Regions from separate parts of the Homo sapiens genome. Here region 2 is linked to region 1. A link is a loop called in an ENCODE intact Hi-C map of the cell type or tissue named here. Cell type or tissue: endothelial cell of umbilical vein. All regions are shown on one strand.

Evidence for each region. Hi-C counts contacts between places; a loop is a spot of excess contacts. Peaks named below come from ENCODE experiments on the same cell type or tissue, not always from the same donor. Only the 100,000 strongest peaks of a DNase experiment are listed, where the experiment ranks them.
Region 2: a loop joins it to region 1, with 3 times the contacts of the local background. A loop is called at or near these places in 3 of 110 quality-filtered maps.

Annotation. Positions count from the first base shown.
Region 1 is chr5:106,115,462-106,123,461 of GRCh38, forward strand. No RefSeq gene overlaps it. Among named protein-coding and RNA genes, the nearest start is that of LINC01950, 890 kb to the right of the region's middle. In endothelial cell of umbilical vein, a CTCF peak has its summit at 6,746 (motif pointing left); a DNase peak (open chromatin) is centred at 3,570.
Region 2 is chr5:106,871,636-106,879,635 of GRCh38, forward strand. The region is part of intron 2 of LINC01950 (long intergenic non-protein coding RNA 1950); the gene reads right to left. Among named protein-coding and RNA genes, the nearest start is that of LINC01950, 140 kb to the right of the region's middle. In endothelial cell of umbilical vein, a CTCF peak has its summit at 4,357 (motif pointing left); no DNase peak of the experiment used is centred here.

The DNA.
Region 1 (8,000 bases):
AATGGACTAATACAGTCTCCCCTCAGCCTTTCAAATGGGAAGCAAAAAGCAAGCCTTCTGCTACTGAATTTCTCCTCAACATATCTAGGGTTAGTATTTCCATGGTCCTCCTGCCTGAGGTGATCCTGTATCATTCCTGACTCCACCATTTATTCTCATCAAATCTATTATCTATTAATCTAGACTTCAGCAATATAAAGCTTGTCTGAATATTCCAAACAGAGCCCTTAAAAATTCAACAAATCTCTGTCTATATTTTCAGCTCTTTCAAGTCAAAAGTATTTGACTTCAAATCAAAGTATCTATTATGAGGCTGGGTGTGGTGGCTTACACCTGCAATCCTATCACTTTGGGAAGCCAAAGCGGGAAGATCACTTGAGGTCAAGAGTTTGAGACCAGCCTGGCCCACATGGTTAAACCCTGTCTCTACTAAAAATACAAAAATTAGCCAGGTGTGTTGGCAGGTGCTTGTAATCCCAGCTACTCAGGAGGCTGAAGCAAGAGAGTCGCTTGATTCCTAGAGGCAGAGGTTTCAGTGAGTTGAGATTATACCACTGCACTCCAGCCTGGGTGACAGAGTGAGACTCTGTCACAAAACAAAAACAAAAACAAAAAACAAACAACACTAACAAAAAAAAACCCACCTACTATGAGCTAATATATTTTTTCAAAATTTAAGTTTTTTGTTTTTTTTTTTTCCTCAAGGTTCTATTCACTCCTTCCCCAAGGAGGAGAAATATCATTTGTTAGGTGGCAAGAAATATTTGAAGAAATAAAAATATCTTAATTAAAAATATCTTTGAATCTTTGAATATTACCCTATGACAAATTTTACTGTAATCTTGCAGTAGTAACCAAAAAGACTGCAAGATATAAACTAAACTTTTTGATAACAAGAGAGACAAAACTGTTGAAAAAAGAGAAAAATTAATGGGAATTTTAGAAAAGTGAAACACTATGTGACTCTCTTCAAATACGAGCATCCAATGTAAATAATCAACATGATGCAATACATTTGAAAAAACACAATTTAACAAATGAAGATCAAAACTATTAGCACTTAGATACTGTTCTTATACATCTGACTTCTATTTTATCTGAAACAAATATACCTTTCACATTCAAAAACAAAAACAAAAAAACAGTCTCTTCTAATTTTAGCTTTTCCAATAACCATCTTAAAGTCACCAAGAAAGGCTTTATGTGAATCTGATTTAACTTTCTGAAACATTTATTTCCTTATGGACAGATGCAGGGTCCCCTTACCCTCTTTAAACAAAAAACTTCAGAGAAAATAAATTTAACAGAGTTTATTTGAGTAAAGAGTGAGTCACAAATCACGCAGCACTCAGAACCAGAAAAGGTTCAGAAAGCTCCTCTCTGCAATATGGGCAGTGAGCATTTATACCAGAATATGGAAGTAAGTACAGAAATAGCTGAAATGGTTATATGGAGGCATTTGCCTTATTTAGACATGACTTGATCCGTTAGCTGCTAAGCTTTTGTGATTGGCTAAGATCCAGCTCTTTATTACAAAAATATATTCTCCCGTATTAGGTTTCAGTTTGTTTGCATACTAAAAGGTTGCAGTTCAATACATAGGAATGAAAGGTATTAAGATAGTCTTATGCCAAATACAATTTTAAAATTTCCACCTTTTGGTCAGTTTCTCAATCTTGAGAGATGGACTGAAACTTTGGGTAGTGAATTCACTCTGTCACCATTATAAAGCACTTGTTTTGTCTCAGCATGGAACTCCCAGTCAGAACCTCAGTTCAGTTGAACGATTGTTCACATTCTTGCTGTTCTAGTCAAAGTGAGACCACTTAATGCATGATGTATACCTGCATACAAACATTTAAGACTCTTACTAATTTCTGTTGTTGATTTTCTTATTATAGGAATTTTCAAAGGGAAGCTACTCAAAAGGTGTGAATGAGCCCGTCCAAATATCTGAGTCAGTAGGAAGGCAGAAGAGAGTAAGCAAATTGTCTGCAGACCCTATGCAGGCCCTCAGGGGCTGAAAAGGAAGGCCACCTTGTGTTATTTGAATACGAGTCAGCTAAATTTGTTCGCTCATAGGTCAGCAGAGTTTCTGAACAAGATTCAGTAGAAAATTAACTTTTTTTGTCATCTTTTTGTAACATGCTGTAAGGGTATGCAGCCACAATTAGTGGAAAAGGATTTAATCCAACAGAATTATACAAGCAATTACATACCAGATAGATAGTCCCCAGGTCTTGAGCACATGATGCCTGGAAGCACAACATACCATTTGCAGGCATCTCTCAGATAGGTTTTCTGTATTTGGTGGTGGTTATGTTATTAATAGCAAAGCAAGTGGCAGTGATGTCTAGAACATCAAAGATAGATTCCCACTGTTCTTTTGGTGCTTCAAGGTGATTGTCATTGGGAACGTGGACAGGCCTTGGTAATAGTGGAATTGTTTCCTGTTTTTGTTGTTTTTGTTTTTGTGTTTTTTGGCATTAGCCTACAAACTCAATAGTTGCTCTGGTGTTTTGCTACAGCATGAGCCTTTGCTAAAGCCATCAACTTATTATGGTCCCATTGGTTTTTCTGTGGGGAAAGGGGAAAAAAAGGACAATAACATATAAGAAAAAAGAAAAAAATGGCTGGGTGCAGTGGCTCCTGCCTGTAATCTCAGCACTTTGGGAGGCAGAGGTGGGCAGATCATTTGAAGTGAAGAGTTCAAGACCAGCCTGGCCAACATGGTGAAACCCCATCTCTACCAAATAATACAAAAAAAAAAAAAATTAGCTAGGCATGATGGTGCATACCTGTAATCCTGGCTATTTGGGAGGCTGAGGCAGGAGAATTGCTTGAACTTGGGAGGTGGAGGTTGCAATGAGCCGAGATCCCACCACTGCACTCCAGCCTGGGCCAGCCTGGGTGACAGAGTGAGACTGCATCTCAAAAAAAAAAAAAAAAAAAAAAAAAAAAAAAAAATATATATATATATATATATATATATACATATATAAGGTTTTCTTGACGGCAAAGAAGCTAAATCTTGATCTGTCATCTTTGAAAACTTGTCCACATCTAGGATGTCCTTTGATTCTGGGGAGAAACTTTCCTGGTCAGTTTTACCTTAAGATCTTCAACAATTTTACAGCTCCAAAAGTCTGAAAGGGAATACTTGAGTTGTGAGATAGACCTAAGATTCAAGGCCTTAATATTTTACTGCAGTATGGTTGGTAAGAACTTGGCATGGTCCCTTCCAACAAGGTTCAAGGGTAGTCTTTCCCTGATGTCATTTCCAGAAGACCTAATCACTGGGCTCTAGATTAGGAAGTTTGGTTGTCCTCAGTTGATGGATTAAAAAAGCTTCTTTTATCTGGAGAAAACACACCCTGGCATAAAGCATTAAAGCCCTGCAATAGTTTGGCAAGTGACTGTCAGAGCTTTTCTATAATACACAGCAAAGCTTCTATCCAACCAGAGAATATACAAACTATTATAAAAACATATTGATATCCCACTGATAGTGGCAATTAAATGAAATCTGTCTATCCAAATGGTCCACCAGGTGTCAGAAATGTCCCACCTAAAGTTGAAATTTTTTTACCATGTTTATGGGCTTGAAAAACTAAACATTGGTTACAAACCATTTTTGCAATTTTAGAAGAGTTTCCCTTCCAATGTTTTGAACAACAATATATCATTTGATCTACTTTATGATGAAATATGGAGTACAGAGTTTTCATAATGGAAGCATTAAGAACTCAGGAAGAACCAAGCAACTGTCTTAGTTGAGTTCACACTTAACATTGAACTTATATCCTTTTAGATACCAATTTTGTTTTTCAAAATCAGATGCCTAGGACTGTTTATTAAATAGATTATCATAGGTGACTTGACTTGGATCAATCTTCTGGAGTTTATTTCAGTTGCATATTCTAATAGTTTTAGTACTAAATAACTTAGCATAAAAACATACCAAGACATTTTCTTGGTATTAAATTAATGGTTGTTCTGATTGATATTGGGTTAACAGTTTTATGATCCAAACAGTCTCCTAATTAGAGCTCTAGAAATTCTTACCCAGTCCAATGGTATAATCTTAAAGTTATGAGAAACCCGTACTTTTTAGAGTCATTTACATGAATCTTCTTAAAGACAAAACACTTTCATATTATAGTTGCTAACAAAAGCTTCCAGTTAAGTACCAGAGTAAAATAATTAACTGACTTTGGATTACAATACTTAAATAGTTATGGTTAAATATCTTACTAAGGCTTATGATAATAATAATAATGTAATTGACAAGGAAAATTGGCTATATCTGTGGCATATAACATTTTATAATAACTAGAATTATGACTGATAATATTATACCAGGATTATCAGACTTCCTGAAATTTAATATAATTTCTGGAATACACACCAGTAGCATATTCATACCAACATAACAAAGAAGGCAAACATTCTTTTTTTTTTTTTTAACCCCTTACTGGTCTCCTTTTCTAGAATTTAGAAGGTGTTTGTGCACATTAATATGTGACTTTCACATGTAGCTTTTCTAATCCTGATTTACAGATAGTTGACAGTACATCCAGATGTGGCCCCTAAACAATTTTTGCTGCCCAACAGCAGTGACACCATAGGGCCAACACCCAACCTCTAATCTATGACTGGATGTGAAGCCCATATCAGGACCATGTCTCCCCACAAGTTCATGTCACTGACTCACTATGGGATGGAATCTAAGTGAAGATGAGAGGGACTGAGGGAAGGCATGGTGAGTGCAAGCAAACATGTCGGGCAGAGTGAGGAGAACATTAGCAACTCAAATGCCTGCCATTTCAGAAAAGAAGGAACACATAAATTGAGAATACCACTTTACCTAGTAAAAGCCAATCCTGACATTTTTTTCTTCCCTCTTTTGGACTTCTTCTTTGGGTAACATGAGGTTTTAGAAGTCCATCCTGAATGTCAAAAGTATGTCATTTAATGCTTAGAATAAACACAGTCCCTTCCTGCACCACGACCACACTCACGAGGAAGACCTCACCATATGGAAAGATGGTCCTCTGCTGCCCACTGTACCAGGGGAGATGAAGGGACAATAAACTTTTACAAGAAACCAACAAACACGTGTCTGACCTCTTTTTTCAGAACCCCTTATGTCCTGGTTAAACCCAGTTCTATGCCACAGCAGTGGGGAACTTGGCTGGACTGAGCTCCCCTTCAAGGCACAGACTAGGCCCTGACCAAACTTGATGCAGAGAATAACTCCCCTCCTGCCTCCAGGTTCACAGGCTGATCTCAGAAATGGAGGTCAATGAGCCATGATGTTCAATGCTGGATACAGATTAAAATCAACTTTAAATATTAAAGATGAGCCCCAACCTGACTAATTGAATAGTGTAGTGTTACAGCACAAAAGGATATATGTGCAGAATGCCTCATAACGCTAATGTGAAGCCAGGGTTGAGCACCACTCATAGGGGCAAGCTCAGCACACCTCCCGCCTTCTGGCTCTGCTCTCTTCTTGGGGTCTCATTGTCACCAATATCCAGACAGTGGGTGGTCAAGGAGAAGAAACATGCCAAACAGTCAATATGGACCAGGTGTGGGGGTGAGGATGTGGCTGAAATGGTGAGTGGGGAAGCTTCCTATGCGTCTTCCCTGCTGTGGTTCTCCCTTTGCTCTCCTCGTCACCAGTTGCTCTTGCTTTCTCTCCAACACCACCTTGTTCTGTCTGCCATGGCTCCAAAGCTTTCAGTCTCTCCCCTCACTCTCTTTCTGAGGTGCCTCCCCCTTAACTGTCCCCCTCTGTATTTTTCTCTCTTTTACCTCTTTGGAGATACAGTTTTTCTCTAAATTGCTCTTTTTCTTTTCTGCTCCTGCCACTTTTTTTTTTCTCTCTTCCTGTCTTCTTGCAAATTTCTCACCCATCTTCTAATTTGCCATCTGTTCATGATTCTTCCTTATTTTCTTTCTTCCTTCTCAGGTTGTCTATGATTCTTAGTTACTCTGTGTCTCTCTCCTTACATTAGTTCATTTATTGTGTTACCGTAAAGGAATACCTGAGACTGGATGACTTATAATGAAAAGAGGTTTAATTGGCTCACTGTTCTGCAGGCTGTACAAGCATAGCACCAACATTTGCCCAGCTTCTGGTGAGGCCTCAGAGAGCTTATAATCATAGCAGGAGGTGAAGGGGGAGCAGACATGTCACATGCAAGAGAGGGAGCAAGGAGGGAAAGTGTCACACTCTTTTGAACAACCAGATCTCTCATGAGCCAGAACTCACTCATCACCAAGGGTATGGTACTAAGCCATTCATGAGGGATCTGCTCCCATGATCCAAACCCATCCCACCAGGCCCCGCCTCCAACAATGGGGGTTACATTTCAACATGAGATTTGGAGGGGACATACATTGAAACCATATTACACCTGATCCCCTTTACACACATTCAAAAGGAGAAAGATGAAATAAAATGCCTGCATTCCAGAAAAGCACATTTCCAGCTGGTTGGAATTTGGGGCATAAGAGCATCAGATGGCACAGAACAGGCCCAGGTCACCTTTCTCAGCATGGAGGGGTGATTGCAAAGGGAAGGCTTGGGGGCAGAAGGACCTGGCCTGAGAAGGAGAAGGATATGAAGTGAGGGCCAGAGAAGTGGTGTCTCAGGTCAGGGGTGGAGTCTGCAGAATCCCAGGACCAAGAAGAGAACACCAGCACTCCTGGATTGGGGCTGCGGCACTGCCCTCTAGTGGCCGGCAAGGGGAAGTGTGCGTGGCGCAAGGGACGTTACCCCACCTCTCTGGTGAAGTTTTTTGTTTTGTTTTGTTTTTAATAATTTCAACTATTATTTTAGATTTAGGCAGGACATGTGCAAGTTTGCTCCATGGGTATACTGTATGTATACTATATGACACTGAGGTTAGGGTTACACATGATCCCATTACCAAGGTAGTGAGCATAGTACGCAACTGGAAATTTCTCAGTCCTTGCTGGCTCTGTGTCTTCCTGCTCTAGTAGCCTCCAGTGATTTTGCTCACATCATTATGTCCATGTGTACCCAACGTTTAGCTCCCACTTATAAGTGAGAACATGCAGTATGTGGTTTTCTGTTCCTGCATTAATTTCCTTGGGATAATAGCCTCCAGCTGCATCCATGCTGCAGCAAAGGACAGGATTTCATTCTTTTTCATGATTGTGTGATATTCCATGGTGTATATGTACCACATTTTCTTTATCCAATCCACCACTGATGGGGGCACCTAGGTTGATTCCATGTCTTTGCCTTTATGAATAGTTCTATAATGAACACATGAATGCATGTGTCCCTTTGGTAGAACAATTTATATTCCTTTGGATATATACTCAGTAATGAAATTGCTGGGTTGAATGGTAGTTCTTGTTTAAGGTCTTTGAGAAAATGGACTGCTTTACACAGTGACTGAACTAATTTACATTCCCACCAACCCTTTTCTCTGCATCTTCATCTTGGTGAAGACTTTAAACAGAAGGGTCAGGGGGAGAGTTTAGTAAAGGATCTTAAGTAGAAAAATAATGCAAAAGGAAGTGTCCATATGGCCTGAACACAAAAACTTAGAGGAAGAGATCAGCCTCAGAGCAATTTTAACTTGAAGCAAAACAACCTCCCGGCTCTCATGGCAACATCTAAGTTTAGTTGTGGTGGAGAGGCAGTGCATGCAGGGCCTTTAGGGTCAGTAGTGATCCTGAGATCCTGGGGGTAGAGAGCAGAGAATTGTGAAAAGCTGATTACAACTACATAGAGGAAAATCAGGCTCTTGAGTGTCATCCTTGCTCCATGTTATCTGCTTCCCTAAACATCATTTCTTATTTGACAAATCTCCTCATGCAAATTTAACAATATCGAATTAGTTTAATTAGTTTAACATCTCTCTTTTAGTAAGGAGGAGAGAGAATAAATTTTTGAAAGCTATTGTTGGGAACCTCTGGAAGATTGTAAAGTTAGTCCAAGTCAAAAAGACATAATT
Region 2 (8,000 bases), 760 kb after region 1:
ATTATATTCTATTAACAGGCTTCTTCTGATGTACAATTTCAACATCTTGATTTTAAAAATTATTTTTTAGTGGAAGCAGAAAGCTTAAAATTGGAGTTTCCTACTTTTGAATCTAAGTCTGTGAAGCTCTGAAACTTGTTTTCATCACGCTATCTAGATTACTAGTTAATTATTAAGAAATATAGAAAACCATAGCATTTGATTCAATAATCCCACTTCTTGAAATGAACCATCACTTGTAAAAAATAATTAGAAAATACCGTATATCAATACCAAATAATAGAATGCTGGCTTAATAATTTGTGAAATGGCTGTATAATAGAAAATTTAACATGGAAAGATAGATGTAATACAATCATAATTTTTAAAAGCTTGATCCAAAGTGTACTTCTCTATGATATAATTTAATTGACTTTTATGTCCTATTTATAATGCACCTTTTATTATGCCTGGCATTTTATATATATATATATATATATATATATAATATGTTGACATTGGACTATGGTTGATTTTGCTTGATAGTGTTTGCTATTTTTCAAATTTTATTCAATGATTATATTTTACTTTAATACTTGAGGAAATATGTAATACACATAAAAGTGAGATATGTTAAAACATGCATTTAAACACTCAGAGGATGTAAATTAGGCTGACTAAACTTCTAAAATCCAGCAGATGTTAATACCCAAATGGTATTTCCAGTAATTTAGCTGTAGAAGCCTACTTTTGAAGTTGAATATGAAGTAAAATAACAAAATAATCAATAATTTAACTCACGTTCACCAAACTCCCCAAGGAATTTCAGAAATTATGTGGGTCAGAGTATAACTTGAACTCTTAAAGAAAGCCAAACTAAAAAATAACAGGAACCCAGTAACTCCATCATTATTCTCCCTCTTAAAGGTAGCAAATGATGTGTCAAAATAAAGCAGTGTATCTCTAATTTCGTTTTACAGAAATAAGCCTTGATTAAATTCAAATCTTTGTAGCCTAAGCTGCAAGTTAACCATCTTAGATCACTATTTTTGCACAATTTTCAAAAAATGGAAGATAGTCTTCTATCCAATATAGAAGACTTCTATCCAAGAAGACCAAGACAGTCTTCTCGAGACATTTTCCCAAGTATTCAGGACACAGCTAACATAGATTCCTGATTCCACCCCCACCCAGAAACTAAACCCCTGTCTCTGGGTTGCCCCTGTCTTGGCAACAACACTTCCAAGAAAGCCTGTTTCTCTATTTACCTAAAATGTAGAGGGATCTGTTTTAAATGTACTCAATGACTTCACATTCAACTGTGAATAAAAAGAAAGCAAAGCTAAGCAAAATAGGGAAGTTTTGTCCTCCGGTGACTGGAGCTCTCCAGGGAGCTCTAGGTTTTCTTCAGGGGCAAAGAAAGTACAAAAAGAAAAAAATTGTTCAAAACTGAGCTGTGTCCATGGCAGGTAGGAGGAAAGAAACAGGTCAGAAGCAGCAGATGGTTTCTGTTTTCTTTTGGCACTTTGTTCTACTTCTAAACATTTTAAATAGAGCCAAATATCTGATTCTTATCTTGTTCTTTAAAATATATACTTTTAAAGCTATATTTAAGCGTTAATTTTTTATTGATCTGTGATAGCCTCCTACAACATTGACCGTATCACATTTGTATTTCCTGGTTGCTTTTATTTATATTTGTCTCTCTCTAAATTTGCATGTGTATGAATCTATCCACCTGTCTTCTACTTATCTTTCATAGTTGTAACTTTTTGTTTATCAGTGTGTATTACTGTGTTCTACTTTGTCTTTTTGACTCAGTAGTTGAGAGAGATTTTTTGTTTGCTTGTTTTTAATATTGTGTCATTTGTAGGCATGATGTCAGGTTCTAACTGAGGTTCGAGAAGAGTTGGTGGGTGATTATGGGGTTGCTGGAAAAACACTCGAGGAATCGTAGACAGTTTCGATATGGCTTTTACTCTCTCTCTCTGGGCATAAGCGAGCCTGGGAGCAGGCAAGCGGTGGGTGTGAGCAAGCTGTATGTACAGCGTTAGCAGGATAATTATACCTTTTACAGACAATAGTGGCTCTGAGCCAAGCACGAGCTCACGTGGGTGATCACCTAATGCCCCTCACATGGCGTGATTACATAATGTACCTCACGTGGCGTGGTTATGTAACTTGCGGAGTTGTGCACCTGTGCTCCAAACCCACTGAGTCATGCTGTGCCAGAAGGCCAGCTCGGCCTACTCCTGACTAACACACAGCCATTTCCTTTTCACTCCACCCCCTAGGCCAAGGGAATCCTCTGGGCAGGAACACGTGCCCACAGGGCAGAGCCCTGAATTCATAACCCACAACAACAATACAGAGAGCAACAGCTCACTACTAGGATCCCAGCTATGCTACTTATGATTATTAGGGCCCAGTGTAGGCCAGAGCCTAGAGATGCCCACCATCTCTGCAGGTGGTTGTCAGTAAGGCTCTAGACTGCCTTAATCTCCCATAGGAGCCCTCGCAGGGCTGTTGTGTTCTGCTGATTGTCAGGGATAAAGGTACAACATTGTGTTCCTAAAAGGGCACAGGTACTTCCTTGTGCAGCAGTTACTATGTCTAAGGCCATTTCGTTTTGCAGTACCTCCTTTCTCATCTGATCAACCTCACCCATTAATAGGTGGAGGGCCACTCAGGTATAATTCAGAGCCTAAGCGGTGTGCTCTACAAGAGAAGTAACCTGTGCTCCTACAGTTATGACACCAGCTCCAGGGATAGTCACTGCCAAGGGGTAGAAACACCATAGGGCTCCTTGCATTCACAGAAACCAAGAGTGTGGCATCTCTCAGTTATGTAGGTGTCTGGGCAATGTGGGAAGAACAGTGACAAGTACATAAGGCCACCCCCAAGTACAATGTCCAGTCCAGTCCGCTGGTAGGTAAGGCTACCCTGTGTCCCCACAGACCCATAAACCCCCAGAGGGCACCAAATCCATCGAGGCCCAACCTCGGTGGGGCTGCTTGTTCCACCATACCTTCAGTGTGATGACACGTGTTTTGTTTACACAGGCCGTGGTAGGTACCTATCCCACAGGGGTGTTACCGTAGTGCTCCTCTATGCACCACAGTGCCTGGGCCGGGGGTACTACCTGTTCCCCCACTAGCCATCCCCACCCATCATAGATGCTACAAGCCAGTCAGGGGGCAGGTGCACCATGGGTCTTGCAGAATCCTTTGTCCAAAGCTTGCCACATTGTATTCCAGGAGTTGGCCATGGGTTAACATAAGATCATTAACAAGACCATGAAGTATGATGGGGCTATGCATATGGCCCTGCAGCAACACTGTGAAAGTCCATTTGTGCCCTCCCATGAAGGCAAACTGTTCCTGGCTCTCCAGAAAATAATGCATTAGCCAAGTCCACCACACACTGGTACTGGCCCAGTTCTGTCAAGCGGTCCATCAAGTCCATGATAAACGGCACAGCTGCCAAGCCGTCCAAAATATCCACCCCCAGGATGTATTCAGGTATGGGAGAGACATGCACAGTGCATAAGTGGGGAGCCAAACGGCCAATGCCTAGGTGCGAGATACAGGTTTCACTTTCACTGACTGGCCTTCAGAGCTGTCTATGCAACCTTGCCCAGAAACTTATCCGGGTTCCCGTAAACAAGGCTGCAATCTTTGCCAATATCCACCTGCACCAGCACCCGCCGCTGTACATTGGTGGGGGACCAGTGGATTGCTAATTCCACATGTGGCCTTTGGTTGTCTGGTGTTCTCTCAAGCCAGGCACCTCGACCAGTTCCCTAATCAAACAGAAAAAACATTTCCATCTGGCTACAAGTAGTCTTTGAGCTGAAGCACCTGGGCGGGACTAGCTCGCGCAGCAATGTCTTTCTCCCCACTGGGCATTTTCTGGAATTGCTGCTCCAGAGACAACTGTCTCCACAAAGTCAGAGTACTTCATTGGGCTGCTGATCAATTTTCTCTCAGTCAGCCCCAGCCAAAATCAAATCTATCTACATCTGTGAGCATGTCACTCACTGGGGCTCCGTTTTCTCCTCTGGGGGGAGTCTCCTGTGGGTGGGGCAGCTTCTCCTTCTTTAGGGCGCGGTCCCAGTGATGGTCTGCTGCTTCCCCGAGAGCCGCCATAGCAGTGGTCACTTCATGTATGCAGCACCCTACGTACAGGGCGAGGACAGCAGCTAGGGAGCTGAAAGCACTTGGGGACGCAGAACCCAACAGGAGATCCGTCATGTGGAAGGTGAAACGTTCATCATCTGGCCCCCAGATATTCAGGTCAAACATAGCCTGCCGCATGCCCATCTCCCGAATGACTTGCACCAAATCTGTATACGACTGCCATCTACTGACAGTTTCTGGTATTTCACCAGCGTCATTCCACACAGTCCACGTGGCTGTCCAGGCGGACAGAGGTTCCCCTGGATGCTGGCGGCACTGTTTGCCTAATTCCTACAACTCAGTTGGGGTATGGGCAATATATAAAGTGTGTTGCGTTATGGTGGGGGAGTCCCTGAGCCTGCCCTTGGGGCCCAACGGCTGTTCATGATCTACTTTCTGATGGACCACTGGGCCAGCCCACAACGGGGGTTCATCCTCCTCAGTCTCAGACTGAGTGGGGGGTCTCAGGCCAAGATGGCGGACCCAGGCCTGCATTCACTGCAGCCTCTAATTCCTTTTCCAAGTTCTGTAGCCAGGTCTCCAGGCGTCCCGCCTGTGCCTGAAGGTCCCTTACCTGGGCTGCATCCCTCAGGGACTGAGTGTATACCTCTCATAGTGCATTCAAAAACACCCATCCAACTCTGCCGACAAAGGCTCGCTCCTTCTCAGTGCTCTGTGCTTCCAGCTGCACCAGCGCCTTCATGCTTGCCGGGGACCCATTTACCACCACCCAGGTTTCCACCATAGCCCATCCAAGCAGCACAGCTTGAGATCCTGTTCATGTTGCCAACTGTCAGGTTCTAACTGAGGTCTGAGGGGAGTTGGTGGGCCAGTGGTGGGTAGCTGGAAAAACACTTGAGGAATCGTAGACAGTTTCAACATGGCTTTTACTCTCTGGGCACAAATGAGCCTGGATGCAGGCAAGCCATGGGCACAAGCATGCTGTATGTACAGCATTAGCAGCATAATTATACCTTTTACCGACAGTAGTGGCTCTGGGCCAAGCACAAGCTCATGTTGGTGATTACCTAATGCTCCTCACGTGGTGTGGTTAGGTAATGTGCCTCACATGGCGTGGTTACATAACGTGGGGAGTTGTGGTGCCTGCGCTCCAAACCCGCTGAGTTATGCTGCTGGAAGGCCACCTCAGCCTACTCCTGACTAAAGCACAGACATTTCCCTTACACATGACCATTGCATTTTTAAAATATAAAGGTCCCTTCTAACAATTTTTTTTTTTAGGACAACTATGGACATTCTGAAGCTTTGTCAAATTAGCATGTAGATTTTCTTTTTTCTTTTTTTTTTTTTTTTTTTTTTTGAGACAGAATCTTGCTCTGTGGCCCAAGCTGGAGTGCAGCAGCACGATCTCTGCTCACTGCAACCTCTGCCTCCTGAGTTCAAGCAATTATCGTGCCTCAGTCAGCTGAGTGGCTGGGATTACAGGCACGTGCCGCCATGCCTGGCTAATTTTTGTATTTTTAGTAGAGATGTGGTTTCACCATGTTGGCCAGCCTGCTCTTGAACTCCTGGCCTCAAGCAATCCTCCTGCCTTGGCCTCCCAAAGTGCTGGGATTACAGACATGAGCCTCCACACCAAGGCCCTTCTAACAATAAAAAACATTATAAGTATTATAATTTCTGGCTGTATTATTCAATTTTATGTAAGGTTATCTTCTCTCTAATTATATGTATTTTATATCAGACACTGAGCTTTAATTCCTTTAAAATATATTTATTTGGTTCTCAAGAGAATCTGTACAGTTTGAAGTACTTAACAATACCAAGTGGCTTGTTTCATATTGGATGTTATAAAATTAACAAAAAGACTTATTCAAAAATATTGATCATATCTCCCTAATGAGAGCAATGTACGTTTTTATCATAAAGGCTTACATACACGAATTACGATTACTATACCATGAGTCCTAAAATACATTTCTATGTTCTCTTGGCTAACAAAGCTTTGTTTGCATCAGTTTTTTTTAATCAATCCAGTTCTCTGTTTAGCATTCTAAAATATTGTTGCCTTACACCAAGATTTTTGTTTCTTATTTCAGGTTGTTAATTTCTATGACCCTAAAGTTCTCTGTTTTGACATATTAATTTGGTCAAAACCAGGGTGTTAAGCATGGAGTTTTACCAAATGGTCCCTTTACTATGCTTGATAAAAACCTTAGCTTCTTGTATTACTTGAATATAAGTGACTATACACAACTGCAAATTTCTAACTTTCAAATCGGGCTGTTCAACATCTTGTGTCTGATTCTTTGCTTTTCCTCTGCCAAGTTCAGCATTCCATAAGCTATGATGAAAGAAGACTAATTTGAAAGTTTTCTCTTTAGGGAAAATGTATTTCCTTCTCAAAGTCAGAGCTTGAAATGGATACTACCATTGGACGTTATCATAAATGGATACTCCATTAGATTATAATGTAACATTTTCTGTATATAATTCAAGCTTTCTCATATGGCTACGACATTTTTTAGAATGCACCTTTAATTTACCCATATATATGCAATAATGTGTGAGTTAAAGATACAACAGAATGTGTGTGTGTGTGTACATATGTGTCTGTGTGGGTGTGACCTATATTTAAATGTTTATATAACCAGTTAATCAAATACTTACTGATTAATCTTTAGTATTCAACATGATAATAACAAATACTTTAATACTTTTTTTTGTATCTTGACATTAAGATTACTAGATATTATTTAATAAGGTAATACACACAACTCTACTCAAGTAGAAAACATTTTTCCAATATATGAAATGCAACACATAGTTCTCAAAACTATCCAGGATACCTGCAGAGGTTCTCTGTTTCCTTTATGTGTCCATTACAGGTCTGAAATAAACTACATATTTTCAACCTTTTTTCATGACAAGTTGAAAGATATATTTATTAGAAAAAGCCTAAATGCTGCTTCCAATTTTTTAAATCTAAATTTTGTATCCATAAGACCTCTTTTACCTAAGCAAAATTTGTTTTGATACAGAAACCTGAATCAGTCGTTCATGTGTCTGTCATAACATATGTAGTTGGGATTTCATGTTGCTTTTTTATTTTTAGGTTAACAAGTAAAAAGCCAACTAACCTTTTTCTTCCAATTCAAGCCTTCAAAAATGTTATAAACATTTTTAAAACAGATATATGTGATTATAGATAATATATCTTGACTCAAATAAACCCTCTTATCAGGAGCTAGCCAAAGCATATTTCTAGTGAGTGGCTTTCTTGTGTCATTTTGTCAGTGATTATCAGCAAAGATTTAAGTAATAACTAGCAAATATCCTACCTGCATTTGGATGTGAGGTAGAAGGCCACTGCGGACTTTTCGTCATCTCTTTTAGTGACAATCTTCCCTATTAAAGTTATTTAGCCAAGGAAAATATCTGACAAACTTGTTTACTACTTAAATATGCTAACCAGTAATAATAAGGTATGTGAAACATCTGTGCTAAATGTGAGTTTCACAAAGATAGGTTTTCAGCTTTAGAAAAGTGTAGATATGTCCTCATTTCAAATGCACACATGCAAATTATTATTCTTGTCTGAAACTGGCATACCCTAGGATTCCTATTTGATTGCTTTAGGAGACTTGTTTGGGCCTACACATATATTGATTTAGAGAAAATGTAAACCACATTAATCTGGGTACCAGGAGATTAGAATTCTTGACTCAGACCTGTTATTGACTTATTTTTTAGGCATTTATTAATCCTTATCATGGCTCAGTTTTCCTATCTGGAAGTAGGGTTAGGAAATACATATATAATATTATATAACATTTATTTATATATAATATATATAAATATATTATTTATTATATATAAATT